2 separate regions of the Mus musculus genome follow, and region 2 is linked to region 1. The links are chromatin loops, found by intact Hi-C in ENCODE. Cell type or tissue: left cerebral cortex. All regions are shown on one strand.

Region 1 (8,000 bases):
TTTCCTTGCAAAATGACCAGGCTTTAATCCTTTCAGCGAGGTTAGTGGGCATGAAGACAAAAGCAGGAACTGACAAGTCCATGGAGTTGGCTGAGAGATTATGCTCTTGGCTCCTGCTATTGACTTTTTAGTTGCTTTCTTTGGTGTAGTACCTACACATATTTGACAAGCCCAAATAAGAATAAAGTCCGGGCAGGAACAATGACCCCTTATTAAATGCAGAGATAGTTATGAGTCACAAGAACTCAACAGAAAGCCTCAGTTCCGGTAATTAGCTTTTTTTTTTTTTTTTTTTTTTTTTTTTTTGTGGCATTTGATTTTGGGCTTTTTCTTTAATTATGCAGAACTGCCCAAAGTATTGAAACGGCAGGCTGGAACATGCTGCCTTCCGCAGGGGAGTAGAACTTCTCAGCCCTCGCCACTCTTATGAGCCAACCACTAATTTCATCCTGTCTCTCCCCTAAATGGAGTTGGAAACCTTCTAAGCCTTTTGTGTGAATCCAGGGGTGCTGGAAAATAGTCTGGCAAATTCTGACAAGCATCACTTCAAGAGTACATTTATGCCTTGGCTGAGAAGCCTGAACCAAAAGCTGCTGGGTTGTCATGGCAACAGACATACACACGCACCCGCTTCTGAAATGACACAACCTTCCCAACGGGACCGGCTGTGGAAGGCAAAGCTGGCTTATCCACGCGCTCAGAAGGGACGGTGCTTGCGACCCCGGTGTGGTGTCACAGGGCACGCTACCCCTTCTAGCTCGCTCACTGTCACCAAATTCTCAGTTTTCCTTCAAGCCCTGTGAAATTGATGCCAAACAGCAATGTCTGATTGCAAAATAATGACTACTCCATCCCAAAATGTTTTCCATACTTTTCCACAGAGGTTTGGGGTATTGCTCTCCTACACTGAAGGGGAACATGGGCGAGCCGGAAGGAAGCCCACCATAGCAGGAAGTGAAGTTGAGCAGGACTAGGAGGCCTTCCTAGGAACATAAAGGTCCCAAAATGAGCAGTTAAGTCATCACTCACTCTGGTAGTTCCTGAAGAACGGAGTATCCACAATAGAATGGAACTCATATGTGAAAACAACAGCCAACAATAAACCCACACAGGAAATAGCGCACACGGAACGGAAGCGAAATTCCTGAAGGTGAGCCTCAGCAAGTTACAACAGAGGGGAAGGCTGGAGCGCGTCCCTTCCATTAGGCTTGAAATGAAACCACAGGGACCTATTCATGAGAAGCAAAATTAGCCTCCAGTTCCATTTTTGTGACATTAGCGGTGGCGGTGAGTGCTCCACAGCTAGACTTAATTGGCACTAAACACCTGAGAGGAAGGAAGGCACAGAGAGCACCTGGGTCTTAAATGATAAGGTCTTCTTGAAGCTGGGAACATTCTGTACCTAGAGATGGAGCCAGCATCGCAAGCAACCCGAAAATCAAAGTCCATGTCTGTTGGTAGTAGTGGATTCATCCCATTTTTTCCCCTCTCTAGACCATAAATATTTGAGTCTAGATACTCTGAAGTTAAAGATCCCAGTCCCTCAGTTCTATTTTTTCTGTCTTGTGATTAGCCAAAAATTTTAATTCCAGTTTTAATTTTGGATTAAAATTTAAAAAAGAAAAAGTTTTAAAACCTAGGGAGAAAGATACTCTCATTGTGTATTCCTGGGTGTTACAGTTGGTTTTGGTAAATACATATGGTGCAGGAAAAGAACTAAAGGAGCCTGCCTCAGGAGACGAATGGAAAGGAAATCCAGCCAGCTGTCAAGTGTGGGGGCAGAGCATAGGGCCTGGAGTGGTGTTAGAGGAAAAGACACAGACCCTTTCTAGGCAGAAAAAAGCTCTGACGCTTGTCTCGGTTCCCGTTCTCCTCCGTATTACATCTACCCTATTTATATTATTGTTTTGTTTTTGAGACAGGGTCTTAATGTAGTTCAGGCTATTCTTAAACTTGCTATGCAGCTAAGTGGGGACCTTGAATATCTGATCCACCTGTGCAATGCCGGAACTTCAGGTTATGACACCACGCCCAGTTGTATTCTGTGCTGGAGATCAAATGGAAGGCTTCTGTGTGCACAGTCTATTAACAGCGGCTGCCTCTGCTCCCTAACCTTGCGGCCAGTTCAAGTGCGAGCATTTGAGATGCTCCGTCGCTTTCTCCGCTGGTAGCTATCTATCAAGTCCTTTCTCAAGATGTCTTCAGATGCCCATCTTTCACAAAATTCCCTCCACACCATGTCACCTGGGCGTGACTTCCCTGTCAGACATTATTTGTTCTCCGGTGTTACTCCAATGTGAAGAGTTACCACATAGCTGAAACGGACACCAGTGTATGAGCTGAGTGGGTTTCACCCAGCCACCGATGGGCAGGCAAGCACTAATAGAAAATCAGAAAGTTACCACTCTGCCCTGGAGCATCCAGTCTCAGCAGGAGTAAGCACATCTTCTCTCACTGAAGTCCAACCAGGAAGTCCAGTTAGGGGAAGGGGAGCCAATGACAGGCAGCAGAGGCAGAGACAGCCCCCTGTGCAACTGTTAGGAGACCCACATGAAGACCAAGCTGCACATCTGCTCCAAAAGAATAGGGGGGCCTAGGTCCAGTCCCTGCTTGGTTGATGGTTCAGACTCTGTGAACCCCATGGGCCCAGATTAACTGACTTTGTAGGTCTTCTTGCAGTGTCCTCGGCCCCTCTGGATCCCTCAGTCCTACCCCCCACTCTTCCACAAGTCCTGCCTGATGTTTGGCTGTGGGCTTCTGCAACTGTGTGTCCATCTGCTGCTGGATGAAACTGCTCAGAAGCTAGGCTCTCCTTCTCTGAGAAGGGGTGCGGGGAGGATAATGGAAGGAGGGACTTGTAGAGGTGGGACTTGGAGGAGAAGGGACTGCAATCAGGATGTACAGTGAATAAGTAAATAATAAATAAGAAAGTCTAAAAGTTCTGAAAACTCTAGAGCTCTTCTCTGTGAGGTTTGGAAATCATAGAATCTTTCAAACTCGCATTTCTGCGTCACCATGGACATATGAGAGTCATTGGAAAGCAGAAGTCTGTGACTAAAGTTCCCATCGCATCCAGGGAAGCCATTATATTGCATTCATGTATTTGGGGATGACATCAATTTCCATTAACGGCTATGCTCCTTGTTAGGTTTGTGAAATACCACTGTGGCGCCACCTTGTGGCCACTACCCAGAACGCTTACAGAATCTTGTACTTGACCATCACAGAGGTCTTGGCTCCTCACATCAATATTTTTATATTTAAAAAATAAAGTGAAATACAGCCTTGGAAAATCCTAAATCTAGAGAGAGCTTTTACAGTTTTTAGCTGAAGTGAACCCAGTGAGGATTCATAGTAGTTACCATGAAAACAAAATTAGAGTTTGTACTTGATATTCATTGCTAGATTTCCCTCAACATCATTGGGTTGTATTTCCACACTATTTCTTAAATAAAACTGGCCACTGGTCTGTAAAAGTTGCCATATTCCGTTTATGTTAATTAATTCTTCACAGGCCGTTTAACTTCTTTTTTTAAAAACTTGTATCCCTAATAATTTTTAATTAGTAGTAAGATCTCCATTGAGATTAGATCTTGATCAGGAAGGGGGAGGGGGGTGTGTGTGTGTTGTTTGTGTTTGTGTGTGTTGTGTGTGTTTTGTGTGTGTGTATGTGTGTGTGATGTGTGTATGTGTGTTGTGTGTATTGGTGTGTGTTGTGTATGTGTGTGTGTTTGTATGTATGGTGTGTGTGTGTTTGTGGTATGTGTGTGTGGTGTATGGTGTGTGTTGTGTATGTGTGTGGTGTGTGTGTGTTTGTGGTATGTATATGTGTGTGTGGTGTATGGTGTGTGTTGTGTATGAGTGTGGTGTCTGTGTTGTTTGTGTGTGTGTTGTGTATGTGTGTGGGGTGTGTGTGTTGTTTGTGTGTGTGTTGTGTATGAGTGTGGTGTGTGTGTGTGTTGTTTGTGTTTGTGTGTGTGTTGTGTATGAGTGTGGTGTGTGTGTGTTGGGGGTGGTGGTAAGTAGCACAGGGCATGCTCCATGCCTCCTGGCCATCCCCATTCACAGATCCTGGTGTCCTGGGGCTGGTGGGAGTTGCAGAGATCTGATTGAGGTACAGTCAGGGAGAGGGTGATTCAAAAGCTTCTATTTATTTAGTTTTAGAATCGTTCTAGACAAAGAACTGGAAAGAAATGCCCTTGGCATTTACATTTCTCCTACCTGGAAACAGTACTTGAAGTTTCTATAGAAATTCTCTACTGAATAAGAATGCTCTGGAAAACAGGGGAGGGGGTGTGGGGGTGGCAGGTGGAGGGTGGGGCACTAAGGATACTGACAGTGTGACCACTGTCAAGATGAGCCTGGCCTGGTGGTACATGCCTGTCATCCCAAGCTTGAGAGTCGGAGGCCAAAGATCAGGAATTGAAGGTCTTCCTTGCATTGCTGTCCCAGAACAAGAAAATCACAAAAGGAGGAGAACAGAGGAGGAAACTCACCGCCCCTCCTCCCCCACGAGCTCCCCAGGGAGGTCAAAGCCAAAGGTCCCTATGTCTTAACCTGAATGTCTGAGCTGGAAAGCTGTTTCACTATTCTAAAAATAAATAAAAGCCAAGGCTGGACCCTGGGTTTAAGACTCTGCACATTAAACCATCTGAAGGACAGCCTGGGAGGCGGTGATCTGTGGAACTCCTCCCAGCTTTGGAAACATTGGTTTTTGACTGTCAGTCATCCCCAGTTCCTGTGGTCCTTTAGTGAGTTCCGGCACGTGGGAAGCTGTGTTTCTTTGGGGTCAAAAGTCAGACTTGTAGGAGACTGAAGCAGGGATGGGTTTTGAGGTGTTGGTTTAATCCATGGGCTTCTGGGTTTCCAAAGGATGCTACATTTGCCCTCAATGCCAGCGTTCAGAAAACAAATTGTTAAGGGTAGACATCTTGTGTGGGATTAAAAGCCACAGGGATGCTCGGTTTTTCTAAATAACAAGTTTGTTTGTTTATAACAAGTTTGTTTGTTTGTTTGTTTGTTTGTTTCATGTAACCAGGCTGGCCTTGAATTCTCTATGTAGCTGAGAATAACATCTAACGCCTGATTTTTCCTTAATTTCCTGGTGTGCTATATCATAGACATATACCAGCCAATATGTTTATACAGTGCTGAGATCGAACCCAAGACCTTATACATAAGTAGGCTAACAACTACTCTACCAAAGGAACCAGTTACATCCCCAGCCCACACATGAACCATTTATGCCTGCATGCAGGTCTGTGTACCACACGTTTATAGCGCCTGTGGAAGAGAGCATTGTCTCTTCTGGGACTGGAATTACAGATGGTTTGAGCTGCCATATAGGTGTTGGGAGTCAAACCTTGGTCCTGGAGGAGCAGCCAGCAGAGCTCTTAACAGCCGAGCCATCTCTCCAGCCCCAAGGGAGCCACTTTTGAAAGCCTTTTACTCAGCAAGATAGTTCTATAAATGATTGTTACTTACAAGTTACAGACTGAACAAAACCACTCAGAACCCCATAAAAGCTTTCATTTCAGGCTACTGTGTGCAGAAAAGAGGGGCATTATTTTACTTCCATTTATTGACATGGTGATGGGGGTCCTTCTGTTAGATATTTGCATAGCTACAATATGCAGAGAAGACAGGATTGGGTTTCCCTTGGTAAGGCTTATGATAATGTACATGGGTGATCTAGAGAATATCTGTGCTAAGCAAATGAAAACCAACCACAGGGCTAGGTGTGAAAGGTTCATGTCTAATACTGGTGTCCAAGAGACTCACGCAAGAGGACTATCTTAAGATTTAGGTCAACCCAGGCTGCATAGTAAGGGCCAGACCAGCCAACGCTACAGAGTTAGGCCTTGTCTCATAAAAACAAACCAAAATGGAATGAAAAGAAGAAAAAGAAGAAGAAGAAAGAAAGGACAGAAGGCAGATTGCAGGCATGAGTGTTCTGAAGGACTTTGGAAGTTCAGCATGGCAGCCAGCGAGGCAGTCACTATAAATCCTTGGTTTTCCTTCAAAATGAGAATTGCCAGAACCCCTCAAACACTCATTATCCTATAAACACTCATTATCCTATAAACACTCATTATCCTATGGTGGTTGCTGTACATTTGTCTTCTCTTTTTGCTCTACTTTTTTTTTTTTTTTTTTTCTGAGACAGGGTTTCTCTGTGTAGCCCTGGCTGTTCTGGAACTCACTTTGTAGACCAGGCTGGTCTTGAACTCAGAAATCTGCCTGCCTCTGCCTCCCAAGTGCTGGGATTAAAGGCGTGCACCATCACTACCCAGCTACATTTTTTAAAGTTAAAAAAACCCAAACATATGCATATTTCTCAAAACCTCATTTGTATGAATTCCACAATATGAATTGTCACACAGTGATTTTCGAATTGGTGAACATTCCCTGTAAAACAGTGGCCCTCATCTTAAAAGGTCCTGGACAATTTCAAATAGAAAAAAATATATAGAGAGGAAAGTGTTAAGGATATGGAAAAAGATTGCCTCTGAAATGAAGATGGCGAGAGCCAAGAGGCTAGAGGCTGGGAGCTAGAGATTGCAGGCTGAGACTGGAGGGCAGGAAGCTGGGAGATAGAGGTTAAAGGTCAGGACTGGAAGCAGGAAGCTCTAGAGGCTGAGACCCAGAGAATAGCAGCTGAAGGCTAGAGGGGGCAGGAGCCAACAAAGGTTTGAATCTCCAGGAGACCATAGTTAAGGAGGGCAGTTTCATTAGACACTTCCTCTTTTTCTTTCAGCTTGTGTGTGTGTGTACGTGAGTGTGTGCATGAGTGTGTGTGTGCTTGTATCACTGCATGGATGAAGGTTAGAGGACAATCTGTAAAAGTTGATTCTCCCTCAGGGGACAGGAGTCTTGAACTGGTTGACTTTCTCTGCAAGATAAAGAATTAAAAGGCAGGAAAGTCTTGAGCACAGCAGATAGAGGTAGAGACATTGCAAACACAGCAGAGTAGCAGAGTCAGCGGTTAAAGAAAGACGTTGATTGGGGGGAGGAAACTCACAGGTACAGCAAGACACAGAGGGAAAAACCTCTCTGCCAAACAGAGGGGGCGGGGCTCAGATACAGAGAGGGGGCGGGGCTCAGATGCAGAGAGGGGGCGGGGCTCAGATGCAGTCTCTCATCTGGGGCTCGGGTTTAAGCATCAGTTGATGGGCCCTCCTCTCCTAATCTAGGGATGGTCAGGGTAAATGACAGGGTAGCTGAGAGGTCTACAACTTTGGTGTAAACATCTGGCTTTGAACTTGTCTGACCAGTCCTTCAGCATGCTGATCTCACTGGCTGGAGAAAAAAAAAAGCCTGCTAGTCTTTGGTTTTAAGCTGCCAGGCTTTGGTCTCTGGTCAGAAGGGCAAGGAAGAAGCCACCATCTTGGAAGTTGACTTATCCTTATTACTTACCTGTCTTAGTCATGGCCCCTCTCCCTATCTGTCTGTCTATCAGGCATCAAATGTCTAGTCTGTGGTGGTCTGAATGAGAATGGTCCCATAGTCTCATGGTCGAATGCTCAGTTCCCAGTTAGTGGGAATGTTTGAACACTGTTAGGAGACATGGCCTTGCTGGCGTAGGGTGTGGCCCGTTGGAGGAGTTATGTCACTGGGGGTGGGCTTTAAGGTTTAGGAAACCCAAGACAGGTCCAGTCTCACTCTCTTTTCCTCCTGCTTGCTGATGAGGATGTAAGCTCTTAGCTACTGCTTCCATACTATGCCTGCCTGCCTGCTTGCTGCTACATTCCCCACCACGATGACCATAGACTTAACTTTCTGAAACTGTAAGTAAGCCCCATTGAAATACTTTCTTCTGTAAGTTGCCTTGGTCATGGTGTTGCATCTCAGCAATAGTAACTAACTAAGACCTAGTCTCTCAGGTCCCAGGGTTCAAATTCAGGTTGTCAAGCTTGCCAGCAAGCATCTCTAACCACTGACCCTCCTGCCAGCCCATATTTTATTTTTGAAGTAGAAAGTTTAAAAAGAATTTGAATAGC
Region 2 (8,000 bases), 59 kb before region 1:
TCTCTGAAGGCTCTGAGGTAATAACACAGATGATGTACAACTGCAGTTAAAGAAGGGGTTTTCGAGATGTCTCCACAGTGAGGCTGCAGAGAGCTGTATGTGAATCTAGTTGACTGATGCTACAGGGCTCCCAGGTCAGATCTTGGCACCTGATGGGCATAGAGAGAGGGGAGCTTTTGGTAGGAAATATGACAGCCTTCACTGTCAACTTGACTGGACTTAGAATCACCACGACACACACGGCTGCTGTGTGTGTGTCCCTGAGGGTGTTTCCAGAAGGGTTGAACTGACTGTAGGAGGAGGATCCACCCTGAACGTGGGCAGCACCATCCGTGACATTGGGTCCTAGACTAAGGAAATAAACTGAGCATCAACATTCACCTTCCCCACTCTCTCTCCTCCTGACTGCAGGTGCAATATGACAGCTGCCTCACTGTTCTGACACCATGCTTCCCCCATGATGATGGAGTGTACCCTCAGACAGTGAGCCAGAACACATTCTACATGTCTTATGATGCCTTTGTCAGGCATTTTATCTTGGTAGTAAGAATCGTGACTTGACACATGAAGCTTGGTCTCAGAGCCTCTACTTCTGTTTAGTTGAGAAGTTGCACTGGAGTCAAACAGGGCGACGGGTGATACTGTCCTTCTCATACTTTGGCCCAGTTGCAGGCCACGCCTGTGGGAGGCAGCTGTATCTCTGGTGGCGGGGTGGCCGGGGGGGGGGGCAACTGTATCTGTGTGAGTCAGTTGTACACCATGCCTATGGGAGACAGTCTTCTAGTTTCAGTTGCGGCTGACTTAGTACGTGTTTCAGAGTGCTCATCTTCAGTTGTGATCATCTGAAATTCTGGAAATTTCTAGAGTTGGAAATTCTCACAAGACACAGGAAAATTAGTGTGTCCGTGTGTAGCTATTCTTTTACTATTTTGTGGGTTATTTATTTATTTTTACCAACATTTATCCCCCTGGTTTCATCCCCTGCCAGTAGATAGGAGAGAAAGAAGAATAAGGGGGGGGGGGGGAGAGATAGAGATCTCTGGACCTAATTTTTCTTCTTGTTTCTTCTTTACTTGTAGCTGGTCTTTGCTACTTTGTGGGTTCTTCTTTTTTCCCACCCTTTATCCCCCTGGTTTCACCCCTTATCACTGGATAGGACAGAAAGAAGGATGGAAGAGAATCTTTCCCCTTGTTTCTTCTTTGAGCATGACTACTACTAAGCCCACTCCCTTCAATGACAAACAAGTACCCACTCACCATCTACTGGGGTCTTAGCATTTATAAACCCTCTAAAAAATTCTCAGAATGCCAAAAGCCATACAATCGCAGAAGCCATCTGCACCCAGCAAGTCTTTGCCTCTGCTAGAATATGAGGCAAATGATAAATCAACGGCCGCGAAGCCACCGCACATCCCCACACCTGGGATTAAAACAAAAATATATTATAGTTCTGTGTTTTTTTAAAGAAACCAAAAAATCCTGAATTCTCAAAAACATTATTTCATCCACAGGATAAGTACAGGCCAAATGGAGGGGTTTCTGTGGTACTTACTGCCAATGCAGGGGTTTCCTACCAAGTCCAAATTCTACATTCAGATGGCAGTGACAACAGTGTTTGCCTTCCAATAATTCAGTAGCCATTCTTTTATTAGTTTACAGTTCTTTAGCTACGTTTTATTTTATAACATTCTTAAAAATAAGAACATCAATGGCCCACCAACAATATTTTAGAAAAGTAGAGAAAGACCCCACTCTTCATAAAATAAAATCATGAGACACAAACTTGAAAATGATCAGAGCTAATAAACTGAGAGAAAGCAAGTTTGAAAATATGTGCAGAAAATTAGAACCAATATCCATAAAATAACTAAGCAAGTTTGGAAAGGAGCACTTCTGAATAAGAAAATAGCAAAAGTGAAAGTCATATGAATATTTGATTACTGACAAATTAAACACTGAGGAGAAAATAAACTAGTGAAGTCAAAGTAAACTGAGCGCAATGTCCACCTTAGCAAAGGGAGACAAAGGAAGAAAAGATAAAAGGAAAAGCTTAAAGACATGAAAGTTACCATGAAAAGAGCTGGGTATGATGACTGAGGTAGGAGCATGATCGATTCAAACCAGCTTGGTAAAATTCTGAGAACAGGCTGGAGTTGGGGAACAGGGCAAAACAGTTGGGGAACAGGGCAAAACAGAGTTCAGAATATATCTTGGGCTCACAGGGTCTTAAAAAGCTGACTGTGATAGCATGTGTCTACATTTCCAGTTCTGGGAGGTGGCAATAGGAACTCACTGGGCAGTTCAGTGGTGAGCTCTGGGTTCACTAAGAACTTTTCCTCAAAGGAATAGGTAGAGAGTAATCAAAAAAGACAGGGACACTGATCTTTGGCCTCCACATATGTGTACACATATGTGCACACATGCACATACAAGAGCACATACAAACATGTACATATACCGTACAGACACACAAATGAATTTATCACTGTTATTATTTGGAAACAGAGTTGAGATAAAATGCAATACAACAGAAATAAAAACTACCATCAGTATTAAGTGTTGATAAAAGCACAAAGGCACTGCTGGTGGGAATGGCAGCATACGTGGCTGCTCCAGGGACCAGGTTGACATTTCCCCTCAAACTAAACATTCACTCACCACCCATACGTGAACACTGAGGATACAGCAATGTCCTATGGTAGGTGAATTGCTAAACAAGATATATCCAACCAGACAGTGGATGTGGAAGGAGGGAATCTGGACACCAAATAAAGCAGGCAGATCCTGAGAGCCACACACTGAGTGAAAAAAGCCATGTTCAAAAGGACATCTGCAGTACCATAGACTTATACCGTAGTCTCACATACAAGACAATCTTAAACTGATCAGAGATGAGGACAATGAATGAGGCTAGGGGAAGTGGTGGGTAACTCTGAAGGTGTCCCAGGAAGGATTTCTTGGGAATACTCTGTATTTTATTTGTGGTGGTGGGTACAGGCTGACATCTGCACATCTATGAAACAGTATCCTGCTTATATATCTATACTTATATCTATACTTATATCTATACACACAGACACATACACACACCAACATAGACACACCCACACCTATACCCCCACAGACATAAATGCACAGAGATATCCATATCTGCATACACACACACAGACACACACACACACACACACACACACACACACACACCCCTATACCCATACACCCACCTAGCCTTTCTTCCACTTCTACACTTTGGATCAGTGTTGGTTTTTAGGTTTTATCATAGATATATGAAATATGACCATGTGATAAAAGGGTCATGAGATCTCTGCACTGTTTGTGCAACTTTCTGTGAATGTATAAATTTTACAAAATAAAAGTTAGAAAAAGAAAGCATAAGGGGCAGGCTGGCAAGATGGCTCAATGGTTAAGAGCGATTGCTCTTTCAGAGGTCCTGAGTTCAAATCCCAGCAACCACATGGTGGCTTGACAACCACCCATAATGAGATCTGAAGCCCTCTTCTGGTGTGTCTGAAGACAGCTACAGTGTACTTATGTATAATGATAAATAAACCTTTGGGTCTGAGTGAGCGGGGCTGACCGGAGCAAGCAGGGTTGACCAGAGTGAGCAGAGGTCCTAAAAATTCAATTCGCAACAACCACATGAAGGCTCACAACCATCTGTACAGCTACAGTGTACTCATATACATTAAATAAATAAATAAACAAACAAACAAATCTTTAAAAAAAAAGCAAGCAAGCATAAGGGAACTGTGCATGGCTTTGCACTTGGGAAGTAGAGGCAGAAGGATCAGAAATTCAGTCATCCTCAGCCATGTGTTGAGTTGGAGACTGGCCTGAGCTACAGGAGACTCTTGTTTATCCTGGATAGGTTAATGTCAACTTGACCTAAGCTAAAGTCATCTGAGAAGAGGGAATCTCAACTGAAAAAAAAAAAGCCTTTGTAAGTAGGATATGGCTGTAGGCAAGCAATTGTGTATTTTCCTTCTAATTGTTACAATTAATTAATGATTTATTGGGAGTACTTTGTCCATTGTACTCATTGAAATCTCTGGGCAGGTGGTCCTGGGTTCTAGAGGAAATTGGGCTGAACAAACCATGAGGAGCAAGCCAGTAAGCAGTGCCCCTTCATGGCCTCTGCATCAGCTCCTGCCTCCAGGATCCTGCCCTGTTTGAGTTCCTGCCCTGGCTTCCCTCAGTGAACTGTGACTTGGGGATACGTAAGCCAAATACACCCTTCCCTCCCCAAGTTGCTTTTGGTAAGGGTATCACATCAATAGTAACCCTACCTAAAACATCATCTTAAACAAAGCCAGAAAGAACAACAGAAGGTTAGAGAATTTGTACTACAGATGAAGGACACATGTTACCCAAGGGCACAGGAATCCTTGGACGAATTAACACGTATGGATAGGATTGTAGTCTATGTCCTTTCTTCAACTTGCTTCTTTCTCGTAATGGTGACAGTTCTATACAGGTCGTTTGTTTTTTATTTTTGTCTTCTCAGAAACATATCTTCTGAGTTAGCATGCTCATATCAGTGTGTAAACCCACATCTGCACTTATGCACTCGGGTGTCAGTTCCATAAAGGGATGCAGAGAATTCTGTGTTTATCTCAGCCCACTTGGTTGTTATCTGGAGAGTTGAGACTACCACCGTTTTAGAGAAGGCGTGGGTATCATCTTTCCTTTTAATTGCTACATGAGGCATATTGGCTACACATGGTAGTCTGTGGGAGGGGTTTGAGAACTGGAGAGAATCTGCACACTGTCTGCTGTGGTCACCATGGCAACCAAAGGATGGCTGCAAGGCAGGAGTCGAGGAGAAGCCTGCCCAGTGGGGCTTGGGAGCTCCAGGTCTCCCAGTCTGCCTCCACCAGAGCAAGACTGATGGAGGTCTTTCCTCTTTCATTCTTCAGACTCCAAGTGAAAACGTCTAGCCAAGTGCAACTTCAGGCTCCCTAAACCTTTGGCACCCCTCTCCACAGCACTAGGTTCTCACAACACTCACATGGCCAGGAAGAGTGACATCACCCTTTTACATCTGCCTGCTCATAATCTCCTGTCTTGACCATATGGTGCAGTAACAGGCACTCAGCAGCTGGTTTTGCTCACCCACAGTGTCACTAAAAGCCTGTCACCTATGCCTTCATTCTGTGTCCATCCCTTAACCTTGGTTCAGGCTTTTGATTGACACCCCTCCCCCCGCGCCCCACGCGCACACACACATAGGCATGAGAATCACTAACACGTGTATGTCTGCCAAAGCTAGCTCAGTGCCGCTTCAAGGATGAAGTTATTGAGATTAAATCGCTTAAAATCACCTTGGATTCAAGGAAGAACAAAGTCAGGACAGAACACAGCCCTCAGCCTTCCCCCTGCCCCAGGTGAGAGCGGTTATCCACAACCGCAAGAAGTGACCACCTCCTGAGACCCTGCTTGTCCCCCTCAAGCAATACGAACTTCTTTGGACCACTCTTCAGACGCAGAACTGAGACAACGAGGAGACCTCGAGCGGGGCTGGGTGATTGACTAGACCTCTACTCCCCACTCTCCCCTGTTCTGTACCCAGAGATGGACTTGAGTGACTGCCCCTTTCTGTTCTTCCCAATGTCACCTGATCTCCACTTGTCTCCATTCCTTGTCTCTTTAATTGGCTGTTGGGATGGCTGGACAAGCCTTACCTGGTGAGAGAGCTGGAGCCAAGGTTTTTACTCCAGAGCTGCAGTTATAGAACCCATTTTAGCAAGCCCCCTCAAACCCCTGTTTTGCAGAAGTTGGGTGGAACTGAGGGCTTCCTACACACAAAGGAAGTGTGTTTCCCTGGGCTGGGCCCTCAGCTCCTTACCTGCTCAGAACCTATCCTAGCAAACAGTTGAAACACTTCTTTTCTCCCACTTCTCCCAAATTGTGAATATTACCTTTAACCATGAAAACTCTTCGGTCCACGGCCCTGAATGCCAGGCTAGACGGTGATATTATATGTTTGAAAGGAGTTGGTCTCTCCGGTCTGTGGCTTCTTGTTCCCTCTCTCCCTGGCCTCCATGCAGACTGGGCTGTCTCTTTCTAATTAGCCTCTGGTACCTCCAAACTCTCTCCTCTCCAAACCATAATTTATGTCATGGGAAGAGTCATCCTAAAATAGCTTGTTACTTATCTCTTCTGGAAGGCCTTTCCCGGCCACACACAACCTATAATTTTAAGTACAGGCAACAAAGCAGTAAACTAAAACCTCCACTTGCAAGATGTTCTTGCTGTCCTTCTGCTGATGATGGTCAAGGTCATCTCGCCCTCAGATCAGGTTTCCTTCTGCCACACCCAAGGGCAGCCAGCTCCAGGGCTGGAGGCTGAGGGCTGGGACTTTGCCTCTTTGGACTTCCCATTTTACGGGCACAATGAGTTCTCTTAGTGGTGCTTTGCTTGGTTGTTCTGTGGGAATGCTATCATGTAAGTGCTAAGACAACACCTGTGCTGAGAGCATAAAATGACAGGAGGGCTTTTGAGGTTTGGGAAGTTCATGTGAGCCTGTAGACCTTGGCTATGAGAACAGCCCAAGTAAGAATTAAAGTCTGCATGTTTGGCTTCAAGTGGACTCTTTGTGGCCCAGGAGGGCCACCAACTTGCAGTAATCTTCCTACTATGGCCCCCTTAGTTCTGGGACTATAGGCATGGCCTACCATCACCACACCCTCTTTGCTAAATTAACCTGTGTATGTGAGCGTGAGCATGAAAGCCCATTACAGAGGAGAATCTGGAGTTTCAGTCCTTACACCCAGCCTTGGTTGAGGTAGAGTCAGAGTCCCTGTCTGTCCATCTGGCTGGCTGTCCATCTGGCTGTCTCTGTCTTTCTGAGATAGCCCTGGATGTGCTGGACTGCATAGAGATCCAGAGGACTCTGTCTCCAGAATGCTGGGATTAAAGGCCAGTGCCATCATGTCTGGCCTGGGCAGAGTCTCTTGGTGCTTACAGCTGTGTACACCAGGCTGGTCAACCTGTGAGCTTTCAGGGATTCCCCTGTCTCTGCTTCCCATGTCTTATAGGAAGGCCAGGGTTATAGAGCTTGCTGCTATGAACAGCTTTACATGAACCCTGAGGATTTGAACTCAGGTCCTCATGCTTGCATAGTGAGTGTCTTAGGGTTTTACTTCTGTGAACAGACACCATGACCAAGGCAAGTCTTATAAAGGACAACATTTAATTGGGGCTGGCTTACAGGTTCAGTGGTTCAGTCCATAATCAAGGCGGGGACATGGCAGCATCCGAGCAGGCATGGTACAGGAGGAGCTGACAGTTCTACATCTTCATCTGAAGGCTGCTAGTGGAAGACTGACTTCCAGGCAGCTAGGGTGAGGGTCTTAAGCCCATGCCCACAGTGACACACCTACTCCAACAAGGCCATGCATCCTAATAGTGCTACTCCCTGGGCTAAGCATGTACAAACTATCACAGTGAACAAATGCTTTATTTGGTGAACCATCCTTCTGGCCCCTCTCTTGCTTTTTCACCCACTAGGGACTCCATAAATACTGAATTTGTTTGCTAAAATATATTGTACTAGTTGTAGACTTTCTTTCCATACACTGTTCCCTGAGCTGGAATAGTTTCTCTTTCAACAAGTATCCCTCCAAATTTCTTATCAGTGAAAACTGTTCCAAATTACTTTCCTAAATTTTTATGACACTTTAACTGCCTATGAAACTCACTGGGGCTGGTCATATTCTGTCTTGTACTGTAACTTGTCTTTTTTATGTGCTGTTTTGCCAGCAAAGCTGTACGTCTATTGTGGGCAGATGGCGCCTGCCTTAACGGTCCTCCATGTTCACTGCAGGGAGCATGGAATGCTCTTTGCCCAGAGCAGATTTTCCTCAAATGTCTGCTGCCTGACAAACAGGAATAGAAGCAGCTGGAAATGAACAGGGTAACTCTGTCTTATACTTTCATCACTCAGGGAGCCTCTTGGGAGCTGGAGGTAGCACAAGCTG

What was found. Hi-C counts contacts between places; a loop is a spot of excess contacts. Peaks named below come from ENCODE experiments on the same cell type or tissue, not always from the same donor. Only the 100,000 strongest peaks of a DNase experiment are listed, where the experiment ranks them.
Region 2: it touches region 1 in a loop (3-fold over the local background); 2 of 42 quality-filtered maps call a loop at or near these places.

The regions. Positions count from the first base shown.
Region 1 is chr13:24,514,247-24,522,246 of GRCm38, reverse strand. It overlaps a transcript of Ripor2 not described here. Among named protein-coding and RNA genes, the nearest start is that of Gm22013, 31 kb to the right of the region's middle. In left cerebral cortex, a CTCF peak has its summit at 3,188 (motif pointing left); DNase peaks (open chromatin) are centred at 570, 1,792 and 3,179; H3K4me3 peaks cover 201 bases.
Region 2 is chr13:24,573,651-24,581,650 of GRCm38, reverse strand. It overlaps a transcript of Ripor2 not described here. Among named protein-coding and RNA genes, the nearest start is that of Ripor2, 61 kb to the left of the region's middle. In left cerebral cortex, no CTCF peak of the experiment used is centred here; DNase peaks (open chromatin) are centred at 4,247 and 4,762; H3K27ac peaks cover 1,267 bases.